Linked DNA regions of Homo sapiens: region 1 is linked to region 2. A link is a loop called in an ENCODE intact Hi-C map of the cell type or tissue named here. Cell type or tissue: MCF 10A. All regions are shown on one strand. Links, peaks and the distances in the headings refer to the core of each region. The heading gives the core; the rest is flanking DNA. Region 1 holds the start of EPO (erythropoietin). Region 2 overlaps MUC17 (mucin 17, cell surface associated).

Region 1 (12,161 bases), core at 1-8,000, 340 kb after region 2:
AAGCGTGTCCTGGCATCAAATTTTGCAGGGTGCCGAGTGAGCTCAGGCGTCTTCCCAGCATGGCTCTGTCCCTGAGTTTAAAGCTGCTCTCTGAATGCTTCCTGCTCTGGGCCCTCAAGTTGGCCCTGTGACATCCTTAGATCTCAGAGTTGCTCTCTGGACAGTTCCTCTGGCCCCTGAGATGTCATTGCTGGCACTGGAGTGTCCATGGGACAGGCTGGCGCTGAGCTGAGAGCCCCTCGACGGGGTTCAGGAGTGGCGGGGGAGGGTGTGGCACAAGCAATGTTGGTGAGGGAGGTGGTGGATATGCCCAGGTGGACACACCTGGTCATCTGTCCCCTGTCCTGCAGGCCTCCCCTGTGTACAGCTTCAGCTTTCCCCGGAGGAAATTGGAGTAGACTCGGAAGAGTTTGCGGAAAGTGTCAGCAGTGATTGTTCGGAGTGGAGCAGCTGAGGCCGCATCTGGAGGGGAGATGGCTTCCTTCTGCCAAGGAGAAAACAGGAGGTCGCTGCAGTGCCACAGAAAGGGAAGGAATACGGACAGTTCCTGTACTCCTTAGCAAGACCCTTCTCCCCTTCTTACAGAAAGGGCAAGCAGAAGTGTCCGCTCCTACTCACCTGGGCTCCCAGAGCCCGAAGCAGAGTGGTGAGGCTGCGAAGGCCACTGACGGCTTTATCCACATGCAGCTGCAGGGGCTCCCACGGCTGGGAAGAGTTGACCAACAGGGCCTGGCCCCGCAGGACAGCTTCCGACAGCAGGGCCAGGCCCTGCCAGACTTCTACGGCCTGCTGCCCGACCTACAGGGAGTGGACTCTGGGAGTCAGCTGACCCATGTCACCCTCTCCCTCCTGCCCCTCAGCAGCCCCAAGCACCAAGCTGAGCAAACAGAAGGTATGCAATAAGACTTGTTGAATGAATGAATGAATGAATGAGTGAGTGAGTGAGTGAGTGAATGAATAATGAATGTATTCCATACAGCCCTCATTATTTTTCTTTTTTCTTTTCTTTTTTGAGACAGGGCCTCACTCTGTCACTGAGGCTGGAGTGCAGTGGTGTGATCACAGCTCACTGCAGCCTCAAATTCCTGGGCTCAAGCGATCCTCCCGCCTCAGCCTTCCAAATATCTGGGACTACCACCATGCACCACCTCACCTGACTAATTTTTTTAAATGTTTGTAGAGATGGGGGATCTCACTATGCTGCCTAGGTTGGTCTGAAACTCCAGGGCTCAAGCAATTCTCCCATCTCGGCCATCTCAGCCTGGGATTATAGACGTGAGCCTCTGCGCCCAGGCAGCCTCATCTCTGCTGCTCCATTTTACCTTTCCCTCGATCATTCTCCCTTTCATCCAAAATCAGGCTCGCAAATGAGATTCTCCAAAAGAAAGGAAAAAAAAAAAAAAAGGAACTCACCTCCATCCTCTTCCAGGCATAGAAATTAACTTTGGTGTCTGGGACAGTGATATTCTCATTCAAGCTGCAGTGTTCAGCACAGCCCGTCTGAAATGCACACAGCCCGGGGAGTCAAGGGTCCCTGAAGGCTCTGGCCCTGGCCCACAGGCCGTAGGATCTGCTGGCTTTGCTCCTTGCCTAGTTTCCAGGTATGGTTTGGGGCCACCAGACTTATTCTTATGTAGGGGGGCAGTGTCTAGCTTCCCAACTCCACCCCAAACCAAGTGCCAGGTTCCTGGATCTGGGAGGAGTTCCCTGAAGCCCTGAGCGTGAGTTCTGTGGAATGTGCTGGGGAAGGGGTCTCACCGTGATATTCTCGGCCTCCTTGGCCTCCAAGAGGTACCTCTCCAGGACTCGGCTGTCACAGATGAGGCGTGGTGGGGCGCCCAGGACTGGGAGGCCCAGAGGGAGCGACAGCAGGGACAGGAGAAGCCACAGCCAGGCAGGACATTCTAGAACAGATAGCCAGGCTGAGAGTCAGGCGGGGAGGGAGAAGGGTGGCTGTGGAAGGACAGCTTCCTTCATCCCCACGTCTCTGCCCCAGCTCGTCCTTCCTGTCCCCAACCATGCAAGCACTCAGGTGCTGCCTCCCTGGCCTTCATTCAATCCTGCTGCCGTGTGCACACCCCACCCCCAGCTACCAGCATCCACTTCTCCGGCCAAACTTCAATCCTGGTGTGACAGAGGCTTCCCCTCTGGCAGATAAGTGGTGGCTCCAGCGCCCAGGTTATCAGCTTATCAGCTTCCTCTCCACTGGCACAGCAGAACCCCCAAACCTTCTTCCCCTCAACCCCCAAACTGTGTCCCCTTCACAGGTCAGGTTTTTGCCATCCCCAAGGACTCCCCCAAGTCCCCGCTGGCACGTGGAGGCTGCCCCACCCCCCTCCCCCTTCCGGGGTCCTTGACAAGTCGCCGGTCCTTGAACCCAGCCACCTCCTGGCCAATAGCCGGGGCGCTAAATCCCCGCTCAAACAGGGACCCGGGCGGGCGGGAGCGCCCAGCCCGCGAGTACTCACCGTGCACCCCCATCTCCGCGCCTGGCCGGGGTCCCTCAGCGACCTGGGGCGCGCCGGGTGACCACACCGGGGGCCCTCATCCCGGGAAGCTCGGCGGTGCAGGGCCAGCCCCACGGGCCTGGAGGAGAGGGCGGCTGTCCAGGGGGCGCGGTGTCGGAGCAGAGCGGGCGCGGTGGCCCCGGTCCGGCTCCGGGAGGACAGCGCGGTGCGGCGCAGCGCAGCGAGCGGCCGGGGTGGCCCAGGGACTCTGCGGCTCTGGCCGGGGGTCGGGGCTGTTATCTGCATGTGTGCGTGCGCGGGTGGGGGTGGGGGAGAGGCTGTGTGCGTGAGGGGTCGCCAGGGGTAGGGGCCACCCGGGGTCAGAGCAGGGGCAGGACGCCTGGGTTGAGGCTCGCCGGGGCGTGAGCGGGGCTGCTGCAGACGTGCGTGTGGGTCATGGGGGCTGCTCCCGGGCCCTGGGTCGCGGGAGGGGAGTGCAGCCGGTTGCGCACCCTTGGGACTGGCGGAGCGTGCTATCTGGGAAAGGCTGGGCTCCCGGACACCTCCCCTGGGGGGCATCCCGGTCTTGGGCGGAGACTCAGAGATGCCTGGGTTGCTGAGTTCCGCAAAGTAGCTGGGTCTGGAAGCCCAGAAGCTTTAGGGAGGGGCAAATGAGTGGTCTCCCTTCCCACAATCCCAGGACATGTTCTAGAAACAATGTTGACCATGTTGAGGAATTTGATGGGGGCAAATAGGGCAAGAAATTTGGGGTTCTTCCTCCCCACCTCACTCCTCACCGTCTAGTACTCTGCAAACCCAGACACTTAACTTTTTTTTTTTTTTCTGGAGATGTAGCCTCCCTATGTTGCCCAGGCAGTGCAGTGGTGCCATCTCCCGTTCACTACAACCTCTGCCTCCTGGGTTCAAGCAATTCTCCTGCTTCAGCCTCTGGAGCAGCTGGGACTACAGGCACACCTTTACACCCGGCTATGTTTTGTATTTTTAGTAGAGATGGGGTGTTGCCATATTGCCCATACCGGTCTTGAACTCCTGACCTCAGGTGATCCACCCTCCTCGGCCTCTCAAAGTGCTGGGATTGCAGGCGTGAGCCACCGCACCCAGCCCCCACCCCAGACACTTAACTTTTAGTGCACAGAGCACACAGTCCATTGTGCAGGACACACATGCACCTTGACATCTGTTTATTTGACCTGTGGTGTAGGTTAGCTAGGCTGCATTGCTGAGTTCTTAAGAACACTGAAATACAGCTAACACCAAGAGTGATGGGGGCTGGGATTTACAGCTAAGGTTTTATGGCTTCTGGAAACCCTGAGCCAGAGGAGTGAGATTCCCAGAGCAGGAGACCAAGACTAGCTGGTCTCTCACACCTTAGAAAGTGGCCTCGTCCTTGAGCCCTCAATGTCCTCATCTGTCAAATGGGTGTGGTGAAACTACCAGCCTATCCCATTCAGGTTTCATAAAAGACAGGAAAGGTCCAGGCGCCGCAGCTGACACCTATAATCCCAGCACTTTGGGAGACCAAGGCAGGAAGATCCTTTGAGCCCAGGAGTTCGAGACCAGCCCGGACAACATGGCAAGACCTTGTCTCTAAAATAAATAAATAAATAAAAAATAATTAGTCAGGTGTGGTGGCTCACGCCTGTAGTCCCAAATATGCAGGAGGCTAAGGCAGGAGGATCACCTGAGCCCAGGAGTTCGAGGCCGTAGTGAGCCATGATCGTGCCACTGCACTGCAGCCTGGGCGACAGAGTGAGAGCCTGTCTCAAAAACAAAAAAAGACTGGAATGTGTAGATCTGAGCTGTAAGAGTTAGCCGGGAGAAATCAAGAAAGATTTGAGGGAGGAGGTGACAATGACCTCAGCCTTGAAGGGGGGTAGGACATCAATGGGAAGAGGTATGAGGTGGGTGGGGGATTGTCGATTCAGCAAAGTGAATGGAGAGTCAGGTGAGTATTGCGGGATCTGGCCAGCAGCCCGCAATGCAACAGGGCTCTCTCTTTGTTCCCAGGCGGATCAGCAGGTTGAGAAATAATAGACACACACAAGATAGTGAAAGCTGGTCCGGGGGGTCACCGCCTTCTGGTCCCGTGGTGTCAACAATGCACCAGATGTACCATCATTTATTATTAAGTTTAGTGAGGGCGGGGGTAGGTTAGTGAGGGATTTAGGGTCATTTGATTATGAGGTGAGATGGTCACATGGGGATGAATTAATTCTTTAACATAACATTTATATGTAGAAGTACAGTACATTTGTATGCAGAAGTACAGTATACAGAGATAAGAATTTACAATATAGTGTGTGCATCAGTAATTTCTAACAGAGCCTTAAAACAGAAACACAATCTTTCCATAACCTATGATTAGCAAGATACTAATCAGCAGTAACAATTGCAACAAAAGCTGGTTACAGACAATCCATGGAAACAGGACATGAAGCTAGACAACCAGTTAGACCAGAAATTCTCAGAAGGGAGTATGCCTTAACCCTAAAGAGGCCTAGAAGAGCCATGGCAAGATGAGGGCGTTTATAGCCCTATCTTATCCATATGGACAGGTGCCCCCCGCCCCCATGCGTCCGTTTATAGGCTCTCCACAAGGGTCGCATTCCATTCCCAGAGCTATGAACATCTGCTTTTCTGGGATAGAAATCTTGGTGATGTGAAACCTCCCTGACTGCAGGTCCGTTCATAGGCTCTCCGCAGGCGGAAGCACATCACAGGCTGTTGGCTCATTCTGGCAGTCCAACCTGGCATTGTTTGTACACAATCCTGCATGCAATTTTGTATTTACAATAATCAGGAGCATTTCATCTTTTATTCCGTAGCAGTAGTTTCAGGGGGTCTCCCTACAGGTGAGCAGAAGGGAAGATGGAGAAGAGAGAGGTGGAAGATGAGGCCAGGGTGCTGCTTAGGGAGGAGTCAGGCTGTCTATGGCCTTGAATGCCTCTCTGAAGAATTTGGATTTTGTTTGGAAAGAGTGGGAAACATTCACTCATTCATTCAAAAGATATTTATGGATTTCCTACCTACCCCTGGCCAAGGACCTGGGGATAGAGCAGTGAATGATACAGCCAGGAATGCCTGCCCTGGTGGAGCTGATGTTCTAGTGGGGTTGCCAATGATGAACACAAAAATGGGTACAAGACAGAGGATTTTGGCTGGGTGAGGTGGCTCATGCCTGTAATCCCAGCACTTCGGGAGGCCAAGGCAAGAGGATCACTTGAGCCCAGGAGTTGGCTTGACCAGCCTGGGCAACATGGTGAAACCCCATCTTTACAAAAAAATACAAAAATTAGCTGGGCATGATGGCATGTGCCTATAGTCCCAGCTACTTGGGAGGCTGAGGTGGGAGGATCACTTCAGCCCAGGAAGTTGAGGCTGCAGTGAGCTGTGGTTTTGCTACTGCACTCCACCCTGGGCAACAGAATGAGACCCTGTCTCAAAAAAAAAAAAAAAAAAGAAAGAAAAGAAAAGAAAAGATAGAGGATTTCAAATAGCCAGAACTAAGGAGAAAAGGCACAGGCAGGGTTATCTAAAATAAGGTAGTCAGAGACACTAGGCTGAGAAACTGACTTGAATAAAGACCTGTTGGGGGTGAGGGACCATGAGGGTGTGGTGAGGTGAAGAGCTTGATGGGAGGGGGATTTGGGCCAAGTGTAGTGGCTCACACCTGTAATCCCAACATTTTGGGAGGCTGAGGCAGGAGGATTGCTTGAGGCCAGGAGTTTGAGACCAGCCTGGGCAACATAGTGAGATCCCATGTCTATAATTTTTATTTTTGTTTAGCTAGCTGGGCATGGTGGTGCACATCTGTAGTCCCAGCTACTCAGGAGGCTGAGGTCAGAGGATCTCTTGAGCCCGGGAGGTTGAGGCTGCAGTGAGCTATGATCACGCCACTGCACTCTAGACTGGGCAACAAAGGGAGACCCTGTCTCAAAAAAAAAAAAGAAAAAATGAGTGGTTTGGCAAGATGGTTGGGTGGGGGTCAGGAGACAGAGGCTGGTATGCTTCTGGCTGGCCTAATTCCCTCAGACCCTGCTCCCCTGCATCCTCTGCTCACCTTGAGCCTTCCCAAAACTGCTGTCCAGGCTCCCCCAGCCCCACTCGGCTCCTGGTTCTGATCCCTTCCAGAGTCCTGGGACGTGCACCATCACACTCACATCCACACATGGCCGCACGTGCGTTCTGTCTTGGCTGCTCCCCTTCCCCAGCCTCTGCTCTCCCAGGACCCTGACTCCTGCGTCAATGCCCTGACCTAACCATGGAGAGGGGGCCGGAGACAGATGGGTGGGGTGGACACAGCTGGAGGAGGAGGAGCCTTTTGGGCTGTGGGACCTGCCCCTCCCCTCACACAGCTTCTCGGGGGTCCCTGCATCCTTGTCTGCAGTTGAAGAGGAGTGAGAGATGGGCCAGGGGCACCAGCCTCTAAATGCTGTAGCCTGCTGGATAGGAGTAGTGACTGCCTTGTCCCCTGGGGCTTCTGGAGAGAGAGCTGTGATTGCAGCTTGGGAGGGAGGAGAGGATCTTGGTCCACCCCATACCCAATCCGAAGCCATAGTAATTCTCTTTTTGAGATGGAGTCTCACTCTATTGCCCAGGCTGGAGTGCAGTGGTGCCATTATCTCAGCTCACTGCAACCTCCACCTCCCGGGTTCAAGCAATTCTCCTGCCTCAGCCTCCCGAGTAGCTGGAATTACAGGCATGTGCCACCACGCCCGGTAATTTTTGTATTTTCAGTAGAGATGGGGTTTCGCCATGTTGGCCAGGCTGGTCTCGAACTCCCAACCTCAAGTGATCCGCCCGCCTCGGCCTCCCAAAGTGCTGGGATTACAGGCGTGAGCCACCACACCCGGCTTGAAGCCATAGTAATTCTGCTAAGAGGGGAGAGGCTGGTTTGGAGCCCAGAGCCTCTTGGATACTGAGCAATGCAGGGTCCATTCATCTGTCCTTGAGGAACAGGAAGAAAACAAGAAGCTCCATGGGGCTCCCCGACCAATGCCCACCATCCCCCTGCCCAGTGCCCCCCACCCCCGTCATCTGCCTGCTCTTCATCTTCTAGCAGATGCTGACCCACAGGCCCAGGACCACTGCAGAGCATCTCCTCATTGACCCCTCCAGTTAATCCCTAACCCTGCTGCTCAATTAACTTTCCCACTGAACAGCCTCATTTGTGCTAATTCCCTGAGCAGGAACCTGTCACGGCTTCCTATTGCCTCAGAACTGAGACCCTCCAAGGTCTACCATTCACTTCATGTTCCAGGCTGTTCTCCCGCTTTGCTCACTCCCACTCCCTCCACCACAGGAGATGGTTTGTGCCTTCCTGCCCTTGGCTCATCCTGGATTACCCTCCCACACCATCTCCTCGTTTTCTTTAAAGCCCAAATCTGTGCATCGCCTCCTCCATGAAGCCTTTCTTGATCTCCCAGCAGGAAATCGTCTCCTTCCCTGGCACTGCCGTCATTTATGTACATGTCTTAGGCATCTCACTGGCAGGACCGCCATGGACAGCCGTCAAAGATGAGCACTGCCCAACTCCCAGGGGCATCCATAGAGACTCTGAAGGGAATGGTACCGTCTGGAGTCACGTAGTGCAGGTGCCCTAGTCATCGAAGAGAGCGAAGGGCTGCGTATGGAAGTTCTGATGCATTTTTCTGTCTACCAAGCGTCCAGCATGTCCCTTTTCTGTGGTAACCACCCAAGTGTGGATTGCATTATGTGGTCCCTCCACTACATGCTCAGAGAAGAACCCAACCTAGAGGGGGCACTGAGCCATCCCCCGGTCAACCCAGCTCCCTGGGATCCTGGGGCGTGTGAAGCTTCCATGCACTTCCTGAGCAGGCAGCCACTGAGGCAGGGTTTGAAAAGGGCCAGTTGTGACAGGAGGATGGCGGGTGTGGAGGCAGGCTCTGCTCCACGGATTCCTCCTGGCAGTGGATTCAGATTGGAAATCCAAGCAGAAGCAAATTTACAGCCCCCCGAGCTGTCCCAGACCCCCAGGCAGCACGGAGCCCCAGCTGCCTGGAGTCGGACTTGGGAAGGGGGGCCTCCTGGCTTCTCTTTCCCTCCTCATTTCCAAGCAGTGGCTTCTCAGCTCAGCTCGAGTTCAGCCAGAGGCCCAGAAGACCTTCTGTGCTGGGAGGGGAGGTGGCTGGGGACCTTGTTGGGTGGCCTTTGGGGAACTGTGAAGGAAGCAAGAATGCTGGAGGGCCAGGCACGGTAGCTCACGCCTGGAATCCCAGCACTTTAGGAGGCTAAGGAGGGAGGATCCCTTGAGCCCAGGAGTTTGAGACCAGTCTGGGCAACATAGGGAGACCCTGTCTCTACAGAAAATTTGTTAGGCATGCTGGCACATGCCTGTAGTCCCAGCTACTCGGGAGGCTGAGGTTGGAGGATTGCTTGAGCCCAGGAGTTGGAAGCTGCAGTTAGCTATGATCGCACCACTGCACTCCAGCCTGGGCGAAAGAACAACACCCTTTCTTAAAAAAAAAAAAAGATGCTGAAGAAGGGATTCCTGCTGGAGAACCAAAGGAAAATCCTTTGCCAAAGTCCTCAAAGGAAAATCCTTTACCGCACCTGGCCTACCAAAGTTTTATGAAGCCTATTCCTGACTGATCCTTTGTTCTCTAAGTAAGGTGATCAAGGAGTTAGTTATCAAACTGATGAGGGGCCGGGTGAGGTGGCTCACACCTATAATTTCAGCACTTTGGAAAGCTAAGGTGATCATTTGAGGCCAGGAGTTCAAGACCAGCCGGGGCAACACAGTGAGACCCTGGCTCTATAAAAAATAAAGAAGTTATTTTTTATAGAGTTATATTTTTTATATAAAAAATAAAGAAGTTAGCCAGGCATGGCGGCACATGCCTGGTGTCACAGCTACTTGGGAGGCTGAGGAAGGATGATCATTTGAACCTAGGAGGTCGAGGTTGCAGTGAGCTATGATCATGCCACTGCACTCGAGCCTGGGGAACTGAGCAAGACCCATCTCTAAATAAGTAAAAATAAAACTGATGAGATACCTCAAGAAGTTATTTTATTGCCCGTTCCACTAACTAATAAATATCTGATGAATGAATGGGTCAGTGGATACATGGATGATGCAGAGGAGAATGGCTTGCTGTCTCCTCTATAACAAGCCTCTGCTCCCTTAAGAAAAGGCAACCGTCTTGTCACTTGAAGAATGCAAACAGAGGGTGGACTTTCGCCTTCACAGGACCTGCTAGATTCCTTCCAACTCAGTCTATTAGTCTTGTTTGCTATTAGACAAATATACTTCCCTGAAAAGGGAAAAATTATTTGCTGGTTGATGAACTAAGACACGAGCAGAAGAGCTCACTTAGGCCGGGCACGGTGGCTCACGCCTGTAATCCCAGCACTTTGGGGGCTGAGACGGGCGGATCACGAGGTCAGGAGTTCAAGACCAGCCTGGCCAATATGGTGAAACCCCATCTCTGCTAAAAATACAAAAATTAGCTGGGCATGGTGGCGCACACCTATAGTCCCAGCTACTCAGGAGGCTGAGGCAGAAGAATCACTTGAACTCGAGAGGCGGAGGTTGCGGTGAGCCAAGATTGTGCCACTGGACTCCAGCCTGGGCGACAGAGCCAGACTCTGTCTCAAAAAAAAAAAAAAAGCAACTTTTATGATGAACTTTTGCTCATTACAAAAACAATACGTGACCAAAATTAGAAAACAGCGCTAAACTCAAACACATAAACTGAAAAACACCCATAATGTCATTAGGGTCTTGGGACCTTAAGTGGCCATTTTCACAGGCTTCCTTCTGGTAGGATGACCTTTGCCTCATCCCAAATCTCTGTGCAATTGGACATCTGTTTCCTAAGGAACTACAATTGACACGTTCTCGTCCAACCTCTCTAGTGGTTTGAGGGTTTGTGAAACACCATTTTTCCCTCAACTCCTGACCAAGCACCAGAAACTCACCTGGGACAAAGTGCTGGGCTTCTCTAGCAGGATCATCAGCCTGATCAAACCACTTAATATTTCAAGGTCCCGTCCCCTTCCCTGCTATGCGAGCCACAACTGAGTCTGGCTCAGTTGTTAGTTTCTACTAATAACTCAGACTTGAGAATTAAACGCACACAAAATTGCCTTCCTTCACTTCTCCCCATTCCTATTAAGAAGCCTAAAACCATTTCTTAGCAAAATGGCTTCATACTAAACAATACTAGCTCTTGGCCGGGCGCAGTGGCTCACGCCTGTAATCTCAGAACTTTGGGAGGCTGAGGCAGGCGGATCACCTGAGGTCACGAGTTCGAGACCAGCCTGGCAAACACGGAGAAACCCTGCCTCTACTAAAAATACAAAAAGTAGCCGGGCTTGGTGGAACGTGCCTGTAATCCCAGCTACTCAGGAGGCTGAGGCAGGAGAATCAGTTGAATCCAGGAGGCGGAGGTTGCAGTGAGCTGAGATCACGCCATTGCATTCCAGCCTGGGCAACAAGAGCACAACTCCGTCTCAAAACAAACAGATAAACAAACAAAGAAAACAATAGTAGCTCTTTTTTTTTTTTTTTTGCCTGTAGTCCTAACTACCTGGGAGGCTGAGGCAGGATTGCTTGAGCCTAGAAGTTTGAGGTTGCAGTGAGCTATGATTGTACCATTGCACTCCAGCCTAGGCTACAGAGTGAGACCCTGTCTCTAAAATAAATAAATAAATAAATAAAATGTAAAAAGGAGGGCAGGGCATTGCATTTGCACACACCTTCTGCCTCCATCTCCTCACCCCTCTCCCGTTTTTCAAGCTTTTTTCTTTTTGAGACTGAGTCTCCCTCTGTCACCCAGGCTGGAGTGCAATGGCACAATCTTGGTGCACTGCAACCTCCACCTCCCGGGTTCAAGCAGTTCTCCTGCCTCAGCCTCCTGAGTAGCTGGGATTACAGGCGCCTGCCACCACGCCCAGCTAATTTTGTATTTTCAGTAGAGACGGGGTTTCACCATGTTGGCCAGGCTGGTCTTGAACTCCTAACCTCAGGTGATCTGCCTGCCTGGGCCTCCCAAAGTGCTGGGATTACAAAGAGACGTGGCTCACTGTTTCTGGCCTCCCAAGCTTTGATGGAAGTCACTTTGGAGAGCCAGTAGAGGGAGGAGAACAGAGGCTGGAGCTAGCCTCCCTACGGTCGGGCCTGCAGGCAGGGTTCCCTGCCCCACCTGCCCTGCATGGACTCTAGTAGATGCAGGAGCCTGGTTCACGCCCCCCCACACACAAAAGAGTGAGCCCCAGGCCCCACTCTTCCTTCAGTGGCAATGTGGAGGTCTGTTTCTGCAGAACTGCCACTGAGGGAAGCCCCACTGGCAAGCAGTGAGAAAACATGGAGTAGAAACAACAAACAAATAGGCTGCAGGAGGGAACTGCCAAAACAAACCAGATGGGAAAGGCTGCCTGCCACCACCTCTGCTGGGCTCAGGCCCGGAGCACATACGTGCAGGGAGACACAGCTCCATCCAGCTTCCTGCCGGCTCCCCGCTCGGCTACTGGGGGGCTCCCGGGCAAGGAAGCCTTGCAGTCAGGCTGATGGAAAGGATGTGGCCTGATAGAAATGTCCGCAGCCAGCCAGGTACGGTGGCTCACGCCTGTTATCCCAGCACTTTGGGAGGCCGTAGGCGGGCAGATCACGAGGTCAGGAGATCGAGACCATCCTGGCCAACATGGTGAAACCCCGTCTTTACTAAAAAT
Region 2 (16,004 bases), core at 4,597-12,596:
TCCAGTGCTGTTGACAGAGGCTTCTCCCTGCTCAGGGCAGAGAATCCCAACACTGTGTATGTGTCAGGAGAAACCTGGCTCTGCCAGCCATGAGCCTGGGCTTGGACTGGTATTAGAGACGGGCAGTCCGCTTGCCTGAGCGTGCTATCATAGTGGGAAGCAAACATGCACAGGGCCTGGCCCAGTGGCTCATGCCTGTAATCCTAGCACTTTGGGAGGCTGAGGCAGGAGAATCACTTGAACCCAGGAGGCAGAGGTTGCAGTGAGCCGAGATTGCACCAGCGCACTCCAGCCTGGGCGACAAGAGTGAAACTCCGTCTCAAAAAAAAAAAAAAAAAAAAATCAAGGGAAATATGATTGCATCTGCAAGGCTGGAGGCCACAGTTACCAGGGATGACAGGGCTCCAGCCCCTGGCAAGCCCTGCATGGTGGCCTGAGGGCTGTGGTCTCACTCTCTCTGGAAGCCTGGAACCCTTTCAGGGCATGCTGGGTTGAGAAACGGAGGTTGGGGAGCTATGAATTAATGTGTATGCATGAATCCTGGTACCAGCCCTGACTTATACCAATGGCTCACAAAGGGCTGCGTGATTATTGCAATCAGGGCAATTTTGGAAGGCATGGGAAATGCCTCCACCTGGCAGGGGCTATCAGTGGCCTGTGTTGGTCATGGAGAATAAAGTCATGCAGTCCTCACCTGGCATTACGGGCCCTCTTTTCCCAAAGATTCACAGTTTGAATTTTTATTTATTTATTTATTTTGAGACGGAGTCTCACTCTGCCGCCCAGGCTGGACTGCAGTGGTGCGATCTTGGCTCACTGCAAGCTCCGCCTCCCGGGTTCACACCATTCTCCTGCCTCAGCCTCCCGAGTAGCTGGGACTACAGGTGCCCACCACCACACCCGGCTAATCTTTTTGTTTTTGTTTTTGTTTTTGTTTTTGTTTTTTGTATTTTTAGTAGAGACAGGGTTTCACCGTGTTAGTCAGGATGGTCTCGATCTCCTGACCTCGTGATCTGCCCGCCTCGGCCTCCCAAAGTGCTGGGATTACAGGGGTGCGCCACTGCGCCTGGCCCAGTTGCTCTTGACCTTAGCACACCACAGCTCCTGGAACTCCACCTTGATGATGCTGACTTGACTGCCTGCCCCCTCTTCCCCTGCGCTGCCTCCCGCCCTTGGCTCCCACCAGGAGGCACTGAGCTAATCAGGCTGATGATCACCCAGGTTCAATTCCACTTTCCCTGGCTACGACCTGCTGTAAATTTCCTTAGCTTCCTGGCTCCCCTGTGAGTCCTGCCTCTCATCAGGCGGTCTGACTTAGGAAGCCGCCAGCTCCCCGACCTGCTGTATCATCGCAGATGAATCAGGCTTGCCTACCTTGGGGGTGTCATTTCAACAGGCCCTACAGAGTCACATCACCCACCGCAGCAAAGCACGACTGGTCACGTCTTCCCCCGGGTCTAGCACAACCTCTGGAGATCTAAACGGCAAGACCCCTCCTGTTCTTCAAAAGCCGTGTTATAATCTGCCTGCAAGAGAGCTGAATTTTACAAGATGCTTTGGAAAATGATTTCCCTCATCTCCATGCATCCCCAGGCGGGGGGAGAGGCATACATTTTCATTTATTGGTCAGGAGATGGTCCTTGAACTTCCAGCCTCCTGTCATTCTTGCCCCACCCCCAGGGTGTCTGGTGACTGAGGGTGACCTGAAAAGACTCAGAAGAGGAGAAGGAGAAAGATCAGACGCTGTGTTTATGCTCAAGCCAAGGGCCCCCTGGGATGCAGAAATAAGCTCTGCTTACCATTCCATTTGTCTTGATCCCTTCCAGAAAGGGAGAGGCTCGGCCGTGGGAGGAAAGCAGAAGACAGAGAGCCCCAGGGGGCCCACAGCTTGCACTGCCTGAGCTGGGCTCTGTGGCCCACAGGGGCTGGCTTTCTGTGGGGTTGGTGTAAGCATGCGTGAAGTAACCAGAACAAGTGAGAACTTGGTCACGTCGTGTTGATACAAGCCCAAAAGGATTATAAGAAGGACAGGGTGAATGTAACAGGAGACGGTTTTTTGTTTTTGTTTGAGACGGAGTCTCCCTCTGTTGCGCAGGCTGGAGAGCAGTGGCATGATCTCGGCTCAATACAACCTCTGCCTCCCAGGTTCAAGCAATTCTTCTGCCTCAGCCTCCCAAGTAGCTGGGATTACAGGCACCCGCCATCATGCCCGGCTAATTTTTGTATAGCCGGAGTTTCACCATGTTGGCCAGGCTGGTCTTGAACTCCTGCCCTCAGGTGATCCACCCACCTCGGTCTTCCAAAGTGCTGGGATTACAGCGTGAGTCACTACGCCCAGCCAGTAGATGTTTAAAAAACTTTGTGGATACGCCTGTAATCCCAGCACTTTGGGAGGCCAAGGTGGGTGGATCACTTGAGGTCAGGAGTTCCAGACCAGCCTGGCTAACATGGTGAAACCCCCCACCATCTCTACTAAAAATAACAAAAATTAGCTGGTGTGATGGCAGGTGCTTGTAATCCCAGCTACTAGGGAGGCTGAGGCAGGAGAATTGCTTGAACCTGGGAGGTGGAGGTTGCAGTGAGCTGAGTTCATGCCACTGCACTCCAGCCTGGGTGACAGAGTGAGACTCTGTCTTAAGAAACAAAACAAAACAAACAAACAAACAAAAACAACTTTGTGGAGATGAGTTGTTTTTGTTTTTTGTCTTGAGATGGGATCTTGCTCTGTGGCCCAGACTGGAGTGCAGTGACATGATCATAGCTCACTGCAGCCTCCAACTCCTGGGCTCAAGTGATCCTCCCACTTCAGCCTCCCGAGTAGCTGGGACTACAAGTGTGCACCACCATCCCTGGCTAATTTTTTGTAGAGATGGGGTCTTGCTATGTTGTCCAGGCTGGTCTTGAACTCCTGGGCTCAAGCAATCCTGCTGCCTCGGCCTCCCAAAGTGTTGGGATTACAGGCATGAGCCACTGTGCCTGGCCAAGAGAGATGAGTTTGTTTGTTTGTTTGTTTGTTTGTTTTTGAGACAGGGTCTCACTCTGTTGCCCAGGTTGAAGTGCAGTGGTGTGATCTCAGCTGACTGCAGCCTCGACAATCCAGGCTCAAGCAATCCTCTCACCTCAGCTTCCCAAGTAGCTGGGACTACAGGCACGCACCACCATGCCCAGCTAATTTTAAGACTTTTTGTAGAGATGGAGTATCACCATGTTGCCCAGGCTGGTCTTGAACTCCCAAGCTCAAGTGATTCTCCTGCCTCAGCCTCCCAAAAAGGGGAGGGATTACAGGCATGAGCCACTGTGCCTGGCCAAGGGAGAGAAGTTTTAATTAAAGTTAACAAGCATTCAGGGCATCTTCTATGCACAAGGCACGGTGTTAGGTGCTGTGGGGTACAGAAAGTAACAAAGCCTCATCCTCACCCTGGAGCGAACAAGGGGAAATGATGAACGCAATGAGAGAAGTAGACAAAGGTGGTATCAGAGAGGGCTTCCTGGAGGAAGTGGAATTGGAGTTGCAGGATGGGTCAGGTTCTAGAGAGAGATATGTGGGAAGAGGAGGGTAGAGAAGCGGCCGGGAGGCCGAGTGCAGTGGCTCATGCCTATAATCCCAGCACTTTGGGAGGCCAAGACAGGTGGATCACCTGAGGTCAGGAGTTCGAGATCAGCCTGGCCAACATGGAGAAACCCCGTCTCTAATAAAAATAGGAAAATTAGCTGGGTGTGGTGGCACGTGCCTGTAATTCCAGCTACTGGGGAGGCTAAGGCAGGAGAATTGCTTGAGCCTGGGAGGCGGAGGTTGCAGTGAGCCGAGATCACACCACTGCACTCCAGCCTGGGCGACAGAAGGAGACTCTGCCTAAAAAAAATAAAAAAAAAAAGAAGGAGCTGCAGGGTGGCAGTTCGACAACCCACGTGCCACGTGGCCTGGGACATGGGTGGGTGGTGGAAGAGATGGAGTCAGGAGGAAAATGAGATCAGATTCCAGGGACATTGAAAACCATGCTGAGGTGGAGATATTGCTTTAATCAGAGGGCCAGGGCGTTAGTGTTGGAGCAGGTGAACCGCATAACTGGGAAGGCAATGGTGGGCTGTGGCAGGAAACAGTGATTGGCAGTGGGACAGACCACAGGGAGAGCAGCCAGTGGATGCCATGGGCTGGATGCAAGGAGATGCCTGTGAACAGACTCAAGGGTCGGCAGGAGCGGCGCTGAAAGTCAAGCAGTGGTACGTGTGCACCTGCGTGACGGTGAGGAACGGTGCAGGTGACCCGAGGTGAGCCCGGAGGGGTGGTCCCTGAGTGCCTCTTTGCCTTTAGGTCCTTTGTTAGTCCGTTTTTACTTTGCTATAAAGCAACACCTGGGGCTGGGTAATTTCTCAAGAAAAGAGGTTGTATTTTGGCTCTCGGTTCTGCTGGCTGTCTGAGAAGCATAGCGGCATCTGCTTCTGTTGAGGGCCTTAAGAAGGCTCACAAACATGGAGGAAGGCGAAGACGGAGCCAGTCACATGGCGCACGCGAGAGAGAGACACAGAGAGAGAGAGAGAGAGAGAGAGAGAAAGAGAGAGAGAGAGAGAGAGAGAGAGAAAGAGAGACAGAGAAAGTGCTTTTCTTTTCTTTTCTTTTCTTTTTTTTTTTGAGATGGAGTCTCGCTCTGTCGCCCAGGCTGGAGTGCAGTGGTGCAATCTCGGGTCACTGCAACCCCCACCCCCCAACAGGCTCAAGTGATTCTCCTGCCTCAGCCTCCGGAGTTGCTGAGATTACAGGCGCGGGCCACCACACCCTGCTAATTTTTGTATTTTTATTAGAGACGAGGGTTTCTCTATGTTGGCCAGGCTGGTCTCGAACTCCTGACTTCAAGTGATCCACCTGCCTCGGCCTCCTAAAGTGCTGGGATTACAGGCATGAGCCACCATGCCCGGCTTATTTGGAGACAGGCTCTCCCCCTGTCACCCATGCTGGAGTGCAGTGGTGCGATCATAGCTCACTGCAGCCTCAACCTCCCAGGCTCATACAATCCTCCCGCCTCAGCCTCCTGAGTAGCTGGGATTACAGGTGTATGCCACCATGCCTAGCTAATTTTTTTAACTTTTGGTAGAGATTGGGGCAGGGAGGTCTCACTAGGTTGCCCAGGCTTGTCGCAAACTCCTAGGTTCAATCAATCCTCCCGTCTTGGCCTCCCAAAGTGCTGGGGTTACAGGCATGTGCCACTTTGCCTGGCCTAAACTCTTTTGAACAACCAGATCTCCCATGAACTAACTAAGTCAGAGCTCATTCATTTCCAAGGGGATGGTGCTGAGCCATTCATGAGGGATCTGACCCGATGACTCAGTGCCACTAGGCCCCACTACCGACATCGGGGATAACATTTCAACATGAGATTTGGAAGGGACACGCATCCAAACCATATCAAGCCCCCACCAGACCCCTCTTTCTGTGACTTAGTGTATCTGCCTCCAACTATCTCTTTGCATCTCTATGCATTTGGATTTCTTGGTTTCTGCAAAGTGACAGGGCCAGCCTTCTGTCTTGCTTCAAGTCCAGCCATCACTCTTGTATGGTTGGAGGAAGAGAGAGAAGAAACTTAAGAGGGATGAGCTGCAAAGAGAGAATTATGACAGGGAAGCTGATGTAGCAATAGCTCATGTTTTCTCTCTCCCACTCTTTCTCTTTTAGAATTTTTTATATGCCAGAATTTGTTCCAAGCATTTTACGTGTATTAACCCAGTTTATCCCAAGAGTGGTCCCACGGGGAGGGCACATAAGTGATAGATAAGAACGCAGACTTGAGTCGGGCACTGTGGCTCACACCTGTAATCCCAGAACTTTTGGGAGGCCGAGGTGGTAGGATGATTTGAAGTCAGGAGTTCGAGACCAGCCTGGGCAACATAGCAAGACCCCTGTCTCTATTTTAAAAATGTTAAAAATTAGCTGAGCATGGCAATGCACACCTGCAACTACTTAGGAGGCTGAGGCAAGAAGATTGCTTGAGCCCAGAAGTTTGAGGCTGCAGTGAACCATGATCGCACCACTGCACTCCAGCCTGGGTAACAGAGCAAGACCCTGTCTCAAAAAAAAAAAAAAAAAGAACACAGGTTTGACCAGATGCCACCCTGTTTTCTAATCCCAGCCTCATACCCATTGGTTTCATGATCTTGGGCAAGTTGCTAGGATGTCTGCCTTGGTTGCCCTCATTGGTGGACTGGGAATGATGAAAGGTACTTTGCACATGGTAGGTGGTCATTGGGTTTATTTTTCTTTTTGAATACAGAGTTGTTTTGCTCTTATTGCCCTGGCTGGAGTGCAATGGTGCAATCTCGGCTCACTGTAACTTCTGCCTCCCAGGTTCAAGTGATTCTTCTGCCTCAGCCTCCCAAGTAGCTGGGGTTACAGGTGTGTGCCACCACACCTGGCTAATTTTCCTATTTTTAGTAGAGACGGGAATTCACCATGTTGGCCAGGCTGGTCTCAAACTCCTGACCTCAGGTGATCCACCGGCCTCAGCCTCCCAAAGTGCTGAGATTACAGATGTGAGTCACCACGCCCAGCTACTCAGTTTTGTTGTTGTTGTTGTGTTTTTTTTGTTTGTTTGTTTTTTGTTTTTTGTTTTTACAGCTGAGGGAGCAGAGGTTCAGAGAGAAGAAGTTACTTTCCCAAGCTCACGCAGGTAGTAAATGGCTCACCAAGAGTGGACCTGGGCAGCCTATGGGTCTGGGTGCTCTGTCCTGCCTCTCCGTTTCACAGATAGGATGAGAGAGTGGGAAGGTGCTGAGATTTCAGTTCCAGATGGGATGTGGGGTCTGTAGCCCTGTTAAGTCCCCGCTCCCATGGCCACAGATGCCTATGGGAGGCAGGAGGCAGGTCTGAAAGTGAAGATGTATGAATTCAGCTCAGTTTTGGGAACTGAGGATTGTTCATTACTGGGTATGTACTCCAAGGAAAAATAAACTATTCTACCCCCAACACACCTGCACCTGTACGTTTATTGCAGCACTATTCACAGTAACAAAGACATGGAATCAACCTAGGTGCCCATCAATGGTGGATTGGGTAAAGAAAATGTGGTACATGTACACCATGGAATACTATGCAGCCATAAATAAAACAATGAAATCGTCCTTTGCAGCAACGTGGATGCAACTAGAGGCCATTATCCTAAATGAATTAACACAAAGACAGAGAACCAAATACCGCATGTTCTTGCTTATAAGTGAGTGCTAAACATTGAGTGTACATGGACGCAAATATGGGAACAGCTGACACTGGGGACCCCAAAATCAGAGAAGGAGGGAGGGGGTCAAGGGTCGGAAAAATACCTATTGGGGCCGGGTGTGGTGGCTCATGCCTGTAATCTCAGCATTTTGGGACGCCAAGGCAGGCAGATCACTTGAGGTCAGGCATTCCAGACCAGCCTGGCTAACATGGCAAAACTCCGTCTCTACTAAAAATATAAAAATTAACCAGGCAAGGTGGTGCACGCCTGTAATCCCAGCTACTCGGGAGGCTGAGGCAGGAGAACCACTTGAACCCGGGAGGCAGAGGTTGCAGTGAGCTGAGATTGTGCCACTGCGCTCCAGCCTGGGTGACCGCGAGTCTCGGTCTCAAAAAAAAAAAAAAAAAAAGAAGAAAAGAAAAAAAGAGAAAAACTACCTATTGGGTACTATGCTCACTACCTGTGTGACAGATTTATTCATACTCTAAGCCTCAGCACCACACAATATACCTTTGAAACAAACCTGCACATGTACCCCTTGAGTCTAAAATTAAAAAAAAAAAGGTCAGGTTCGTGGTAATTTTTTATTTGTAACTTTTCTAATTTTTAATTTCCAATTTTGCTTAATTCGAAAAAATACATACCACTTTAGAGCAAATAGGACACAACGTTAACAACTGATAACTCCAGGTGAAGGTTATATGGGGTTCACTGTTATATATACATATATATGTGTAATTTTTTTTTTTTTTTAAGACAGACTCTCTCTGTCACCCAGGCTGGAATGCAGTGGTACGATCTCCGCTCACTGCAACCTCCGCCTCCCAGGTTCAAGCCATTCTCCTGCCTCAGCCTCCTAAGTAAGTGGGATTACAGGCATGCGCCACCATTCCCGGCTAGTTTTTGTATTTTTAATAGAGTCAGGGTTTTACCATGTTGGCCAGGCTGGTCTTGAACTCCTGACCTCAGGTGATCCGCCTGCCTCGGCCTCCCAAAGTGCTGGGATTACAGGCGTGAGCCACCACGCCCAGGTAGGGTTCACTTTTTTAACTTTATTGTTTTAACTTCCCTGTAGATTTGCAAATTTTCAAAATTAAAAAAAAAAAAAAAGGCCGGGCATAGTGGCTCATGCCTGGAATCCCAGCATTTTGGGAGACAGAAGTGGTTGGATCGTTTGAGCCTAGGAATTCAAGACCAGCCTGGACAATACAGCGAAACCCCGTCTCTACGAAAAAATTAAAAATTAGCCGGGCGTGGTGGCCGGCATCTGTGGTCTCAGTTACTTGGGAGGCTGAGGCTGGAGGAATTCTTGAGCCCAGGAGCTCAAGGTTGCAGTGAGCAGTGATCACACCACTGTGCTTTGGCCTTTGCGAAAGAGTGAGACTTTGTTTCAAAAAAAGGAAAAGAAAAGAAACAGAATTTTGATGGCAAATATGGAAATGATCAAGTGTAACGGAATATTTTTGTCACAGGAGAGGCCAGAAGGGGACCGCTGAGAAACGGCATGGTGCCTGCAGGTGCTCAGAGTGTCCAGTAGGGGGAAGCAGAGTCCAGGTTCTGTCTCAGGTTAGGCTTTGAAGCGGGTGGCGGGTGGGACAGACTTTCAAGAATACAATGAATCCTGAGCGGCATGGCTGGAATAACAATAATTATTAAAAAGCGTCCTAGGAATATTAAGAAGGACAGCGATGAAAGAGGCTTTAGAAATAACCTAGTCCTTATTCGGCAGAAGGCAAGACTGAGTCCAAATAGATTTTTCCCAGATTTAACCCAAGGAATTCACGAGAAAGCTTGAAATAGAACCCAGGTCTCTATCTCTTTAGATGTATGGAAAGAAATAAAAGCCCGTTTTCAGAAGGAGAGCTTGCAAAATTTGGTTTTCTTTGGTAGGAAGTGAGTCTCTCTCTCTCTCTCTCTCTCTCTCTCTCTCTCTCTCTCTCTCCCCCCCCCCCCTCTGTGTGTATGTGTATATGTGTGTGTGTGTCTGTCTGTCTGTCTGCCTTGCCTCTTGGACACCAGCAAATGGTGTCAGTGGAGTTCAAGGAATGGTCCTCTTTCCACTGCAAATCTCTCTCTTGTTGTCTTGAACCCCAAAAGCATCCGATTTTATGTTCTGGAGGAGAGAGAGAGAGTCTGGGAGGTTAGAAACAGGAGCTATGGGAAACAGGAGGAAAGATCTGGGAACCATGAAAATTGTAATAAAATTGCTTTATTATTTTTAGTTACTACAAATATATATTATAATATTTACTAAGGAAAAAATCAGAACTCATAACAATAAGAACTTAAAAAATACCCACAATCTTATATACCAAAAGGTAAATGCTCTATATTTAAATACAGGTGTTTTTCATGAAGATGGTATGCAATAATTCTTATGAGAGCATTTTGTGATATGTAAAGTGCATGCAGTCCAGTGTCCAAGGGGTCATGGTTGTAAACAGCGGGTCGAGGGCGCTGTCCATGGTACTGAACCCGGGCAGATGAGGGGAGGAACATCTCTGAGCTTGTTTGGAAGTGCTAGCAGGGAAGTCCAGATAGATACTTGTATGCCTTTGACTGAAGCGTGGTCCTCCTCTATCAGAGAAGGTCGTCCTCTCGTCCTCTTCAACTGAGCATGCAGCTTTAGGAGGGACACATATGGGGCAGTGAGGGAGGACGGGGACACCCGCCTGCTCAGCCAGATCAACCAAATCAATCCTGGCGATCAATGGGGTGAAAGATGTTGCAGTCAGAGTACCCTCAAATCTGGAGCGTCTTTGAAAAATGAGCAGGAAAGCCTAGCCTGATATCATGACAAGCCCATTGGAGCGTCCACGGGTTTCTATTTGAGAATCTCCCAGCACTGCTGTCTCTCCTCTTTCTCCTTGGTAAGTACAGGGCTTGTTTCCTGTACTTACAATGGGAACATTGAGTTCCCATGGAAGGCTCTCAATGGGAAAATGCTCCACCAAGCTTAGCCGGACTGGGATCTCCTCACTCCCAGACTTCTCAGCTCCATGCCTTAAAATGATGTCGTCATTACCTGAGGCCTCTGAATTCGGATCTGAAAAGAGAGATAAAACCAAGTGAGGGCTCAGCCCATGAGGAATTTGGGATTCTGGAAGCATAAGGAGGATTGGGATAGGAAGTGTTCTGTTTAATTATTTTTATTTTTTATTATTTTTTTGAGACAGGGTCTTACTCTGCCATCCAGGCTGGAGTGCAGTGGCACAATCACGGCTCACCATGGCCTGTAACTTCTGGCCTCAAGCAATCCTCCCACCTCAGCCTCCCAAGTAGCTAGGACTACATGTGCACACAACCACACCTGAATAATTTTTAAATTTTTTGTAGAGATGAGGTTTCACTATGTTGCCCAGGGTGATCTCAAACTCCTGGGCTCAAGCAATCCATCCACTTCGACCTCCCCAAGTGCCGGGATTACAGGTGTGAGCCACTGTACCTGGCTATGATTATTATTTCTTTTATAGCAACAGAGTCTCACTTTGTTGCCCAGGCTGGTCCTAAACTCCTGACTTCAGACAATCTTCCTGCCTTGGCCTCACGAAGTTCTGGGATTGCAGGCATGAGCCACCGCACCTGGCCTAAGTGGTTGGTTTAGAACTTGTCCCATTACCTGGATTCTAGCACAAACCAATTGTGCCTTCCCCTCCCCGCCAGGTAGGTTTACAGTTATCCTTGCTGGAGATTTCATCCTTGCCCAAAGGGCTATGTCAAGGGAGCATAGCACCTGAAGACGTTCACACTTGTTATTTCTCCTACCCTCAAATATCCATCTAGTTTAAATCATATTAAAGCAGTGATCAAGGAGTGGTCACTTTTTGCCCAAGTGACCAATCTCGGCCTTAATCATGAGGGGAAAACCTGATGTTATATACTTGTTGAAGTGAGGCGATAGCATTATCTATGATATAACAAAAATGTTTAATCTGATTCCAGTTAAGCCTCTAGAACCAACCTCCAGTATTTCCAATCCTAGAATACCTCTAATACCTCTGATACTAAGGATGGGTGGGCAAGTTAGATGACACCATGAAACAAACCAGGAGTGTGAGACATTTTTCAAGACAACCATCCTAGACTCTTAAAAAAAGCAATATGTTAAAAAATGTAGGAGCCCATTCTAGATTAAAAGACCAAAGAGACATAACGGAAGTCAGTGAGTGAAATCTGTTATATCTACATCTGAGAAAAAAAAATAGTAATAAAAGATGTCCTTGGGCTAATTGGAAACATTGGGTACCAGACGATATTGTGAAGTTATGATCAATGTATTGGATATAATCGTGGTATTGGGAAGTGTGTGCTGAAATGGTTAGAGATCAAGTGTCATAATGTTGGCAGCTGACTTCCAAATTATTCAGCAAAAATTAGTGAATAGATCAATACAAAGAAAGAAACATATGGCATGTTAAGCCTTGTTGAGCTAGATGGAATATGTAAGTATTTACTGCACTGCTATTTTGACTTTTATGTGTGTTTACAAGTTAAAATAACTAAGTAAGTTGGCCATCAAGGATGTACTTAGAGTAGGGAAGGAAACCTCCGAACCTGAAGCCTCAGGGGTCAAAGGAAAGTGATTCCACCTTGCTACTTAGCTTTTATTCTTCCCCTGAGTTAGGCTTGTTTCCTGGCAGTATGGACCTGGGAGGATCACCTGGACCAATAAACTGTAAACATGGTTCTGTTTTTCTGAAGGTCCTACCATGTAGGAAAGGAGAAGAAGAAAGTCGCAGGGTTGGGGGAGGCCAGCATCCCATCCAGGCCCTTCTTACCTTTGTTTCAGGGTCTATGTGTCTCAAGGAGGGCTGGAAATTACTATAGATGGACTCCAGGTGGATGGAATCATCATCTTGTGGAGGGATGGAAAGCACCATGGAAACAGGAGGTTAGAAGGACAAACTTTCATCTCTCCCTTTAATCCCATCTGATGGAGGATGAGACAGTTTTTCTCTACCCCTAGGAAACTGCAAACCCTTGAAAATGTGACAAACTGTCAACATTACCTGACTCAGCAGCTCCCTAATACAGGCATATTAAGGCTATGAATTTTCTGAGTATAGCTGTAGCTGCATCCCACAAGTCTTGACACTAATTTCTCACTTTCACTATAATCTCTTATCTGATCCATACATTATTTAGACACTTGAAAAAAATTTCCAAAGATACGGGATTTTTGTTTTTGTTTTCCAAAACTATTTTTGTTATTGATTTCTAACATACTTGCATTATGGTCAGATAATATCGTCTGATTTAAATAATTTTTGTAAGTTTTTTGAGGCTTTTTTAATGGCCTGTGTATGGCCATCCTTAAAAGTTTTCTTGTGGACTCAGGTAATAAATGTGTACCCTCTATTTGTTGAATGTGGTGTTCTGTATTGTATTAAGGCTAATTATTTTGTACAAAAGTTCTGTAATCCTCACTGACTTTTGTCAATTACTAAGAGAGGCGTTTTAAAAATCTCTTACCATGTTGGTGAATTTGTTAATTTTTTTCTTGCAGCTTTGTCAGTTTTTGCTTTATCTATTTCGAGATTGTACTAACAGAGCATACAAATTAAACTTGTGTCTAACAGAGTAAGCCATTTCCTAATATTGATCATTTTTATACCTAGTAATTCTTTTTGCTTTAAAGTTTATGTGCCTGCAATGAGTACAGCTATACACAAAACAACAGACACTTTGTTTAGTATTACCCTGTTTTGTCTTTTCTACACTTTTGTTTCTAACCTTTGTGTTTCTATTTAACATGTACCTCCCACCGACAGTGGATACCTAGATTTTTTTTTAAAAAAATCCTTTTTAAACTAGAGTTTAATCTACTTATGTGTATTATGATTTGTGATATATTTGCATTACGTCCTATCATTTTATTTTCTATTTTCTATGTGTCCTATCTCCTCTTCCTCTTCCCCTTCCTCCTCCTCCTCCTCCTCCTTCTACGGAATCTTGCTCTGTTGCCCAGGCTGGAGTGTAGTGGTGCGATTTCAGCTCACTGCAGCCTCCACTTCCCAGGTTCCAGCGATTCTCCTGCCTCAGCCTCCCAGGTGGTTGGGATTACAGGCACATGCCACCATGTCCAGCTAATTTTTGTGTTTTTAGTAGAGACGGGGTTTCACCGTGTTGGCCAGGTTGGTCTCCTGACCTCAGGTGACCCACTAGCCTCAGCCTCCCAAAGTGCTAGGATTACAGGCATGAGCCACATTTTTTTTGTTTGTTTTGTTTTAGAGACAGGGTCTTGCTCTGTTGCCCAGGTTGGAGTGCAGTGGTGCAATCATAGCTCACGCAGCCTTGACCTCCTGGGCTCAAGTGATCCTCCTGACTCAGCCTCCTGAATAGCTAGGATTACAGGCATGCACCACTGTGCCTGGCTAATTTTTTTAATTTTTTGAACTCGTTATGTTGCCCAGGCTGGTCTTGAACTCCTGGCCTCAAGAGATCCTCCAGCCTCGGCCTCCCAAAGCATTGGGACTGTAAGCATGAGCCACTGCGTCTCACCTCCTTTTTCTTTTTCTCCCTTTCCTGCCTCTTTGTGGGTTGACTGGACTTTTCCTCATTCTAATCTTCCCCTTTTTAGAATTTAAAGACTATTTTGAGAAATTTCTCATTCCACATATTTCCTTCTTTAGAATTTAAAGACTCTATTTTTAGAAATTTTAACATGTGCCTTTAACCTAGCAAAATCTAATGTTAGTCTCTTTACTGAGGTACAACTCCCCTGCTAATGAGCTCACCCACTCCCGAGCACTAATCTGTGCACTAGAGAAATCTACCACCCTCAAGGAACCTGTGTCTCCCCAGTGGTTCAGTTCACTATGCCCCATCCAGGGTCTCACAGGAGTCAGTAATGGAAATAAGGTTTTAGCTGTGGAGCCAAACATTTTGGAGTGGGAAATATTTTCCCCCTTCACTCTATAAGCCTCAGGGTCTTCCCAGGTGCCTCCTATGTACTCTTTTTTTTTTTTTTTTTTTTTTTTTTTTTTTTTTTGACAGGGTCTTGTTCTGTTGCCCAGGCTGGAGTGCAGTGGTACAATCACAGCTCACTGCAGCCTCCATCTCCCAGGCTCAAGCAATTCTCCTGCCTCAGCCTCATGAGTAGTTGGGACTTCAGGTGCATGCCACCATGCCCAGATAATTTAAAATTTTTTTTCTTTTTTTTTTTTTTGAGACGGAGTTTCGTGCTTGTTGCCCAGGCTGGAGTGCAATGGCACAATCTCGGCTAACTGCAACCTCTGCCTCCCGGGTTCAAGTGATTCTCCTGCCTCAGCCTCCCGAGTAGCTGGGATTACAGGCACCTGCCACCATGCCCAGCTAATTTTTTTGTATTTTCAGTAGAGACAGGGTTTCACTATGTGGTCCAGGCTGGTCTCAAACTCCTGACCTCAAGTGGTCCACCTGCCTCAGCCTCCCTTTTTTATTTTTATTTTTTATTTTTTTTTAAGAGATAGAGTTTTGCTGTGTTGTTGCCCAGGCTGATCTTGAGCTCCTGGCCTCAAGTAATACTCCTGCCTTGGCCTTTCAAAGTGCTGGGATTACAGATGTGAGCCCACCGCACCCAGCCTGTTTCCACATTTTGAGCCATTCTGAGTTCAGAGAGGAAGGCCAATACCTTGGCAGATGTCAAAGCCAATGTTTTGGAAGGTCCCAGGAGCTGGTCCACTGTCCTCTTCTTGCCACTTGTATAACTGAGACAATCTGTACTTTTGCCTAGTGATGGAAACATCAGAGAGACCCCATTAGGATTGGGGAACAGGAATAAGGACCAGGGACAAGCTGTATCCCCATTTTTAGCTGCCCCCGCTGCCCACCTAGACTATGAAGTGATTAGAGACAGAGGGTTCAGAGGAAGAGGAGGAGCTGGAGGGAGTTGGAAGAGGAGGTGGTAGGGGCTCGCTCACCGTTTCACCTCTCTCTTGGAGCGGAAAACGAGCATCAGGAGAGCTACCAGGATGATCAGCATCAGCACGACCCCTGCCCCCACGAGGCCGTACACCAGACTCTTCTGGGTGCCCTGGTTACAGGTCTCCCCACTGTACCAGTGAGTTTCCGTGGTCACGCAGCTGAGATGGGAGAGAAGCGGCAGGTTGGGGAGAGAGAACGGAGTCAGCACCAGCTTCAGACCTGGGCCCTGCCCAGTGGGTGTTTAATGAAGAGGAGGCAAGAAGAGATTGCCAGGGGGCATAAAGCAAGGCACCCCGAGGGGATGAACAGAGATGAAGACCAGCATCCCTGGAGGTGGTCCTCAAATGAGCCCAATTCCCACTCCAAGCTTTTAGATTTTGCCTCCAGTTGCAACCCAGGACCTAGGACGGTTGGCCCAACCCTGGGTCTTCCCTGGGCTGCACCCCCAGGGACTCCAGGACCCCACAGTGATCTTGCATCCACCCATTAACCTCCTCACTTCCAGCCTTCCTCTCTGTCAAGAAAGCCAGGCTGCAGCCCTGATCCAGAGCTCCCACTACACCCCTGAAGCTCTTCTTCCCTGCTGCCTTGAGATGCCCTCTCTAAGCCCTGTTCCTTTCTTCCCCTTTCCAGCTTGTGACCCCCTCTTCCAGGAAGCCTTCCCAAATTAACTACTCAGGTCTTTGCCCACATGTGGCTTCTTCCCGCACCTGATGCTCCAGCTGTTCTCTCTCTTTGGTTCTGTTTAAAGTGACAATGTTTTTCTTCGCTTTCTTACCTCTGTGACTGGGCTAGAGGGCTTCTCCCCACTCCCCATATGGGTGTGTAACCTTCTGTTTCTATTTCACCAGCAGAGGATCTTGTTCTCTCTCTGGAGAGAGAGCAAGGCTCTGT

What was found. Peaks named below come from ENCODE experiments on the same cell type or tissue, not always from the same donor. Only the 100,000 strongest peaks of a DNase experiment are listed, where the experiment ranks them.
Region 1: it touches region 2 in a loop (7-fold over the local background); 2 of 110 quality-filtered maps call a loop at or near these places.

The regions. Positions count from the first base shown.
Region 1 is chr7:100,711,301-100,723,461 of GRCh38, reverse strand. EPO (erythropoietin) reads right to left here and starts at 2,994. Exons shown (of 5, transcript NM_000799.4): 1 at 2,469-2,994; 2 at 1,759-1,904; 3 at 1,414-1,500; 4 at 619-798; 5 at 1-484. The coding sequence starts at 2,481. The coding sequence ends at 329. In MCF 10A, for the core only: a CTCF peak has its summit at 3,345 (motif pointing left); no DNase peak of the experiment used is centred there.
Region 2 is chr7:101,052,250-101,068,253 of GRCh38, reverse strand. It overlaps MUC17 (mucin 17, cell surface associated), which reads right to left. Exons shown (of 13, transcript NM_001040105.2): 10 at 15,107-15,268; 11 at 14,818-14,915; 12 at 11,984-12,060; 13 at 9,395-10,251. The coding sequence ends at 10,210. It also overlaps the pseudogene RN7SKP54. Among named protein-coding and RNA genes, the nearest start is that of TRIM56, 25 kb to the left of the region's middle. RefSeq lists an enhancer at 1,549-2,418. In MCF 10A, for the core only: a CTCF peak has its summit at 8,716 (motif pointing right); DNase peaks (open chromatin) are centred at 8,763 and 9,663.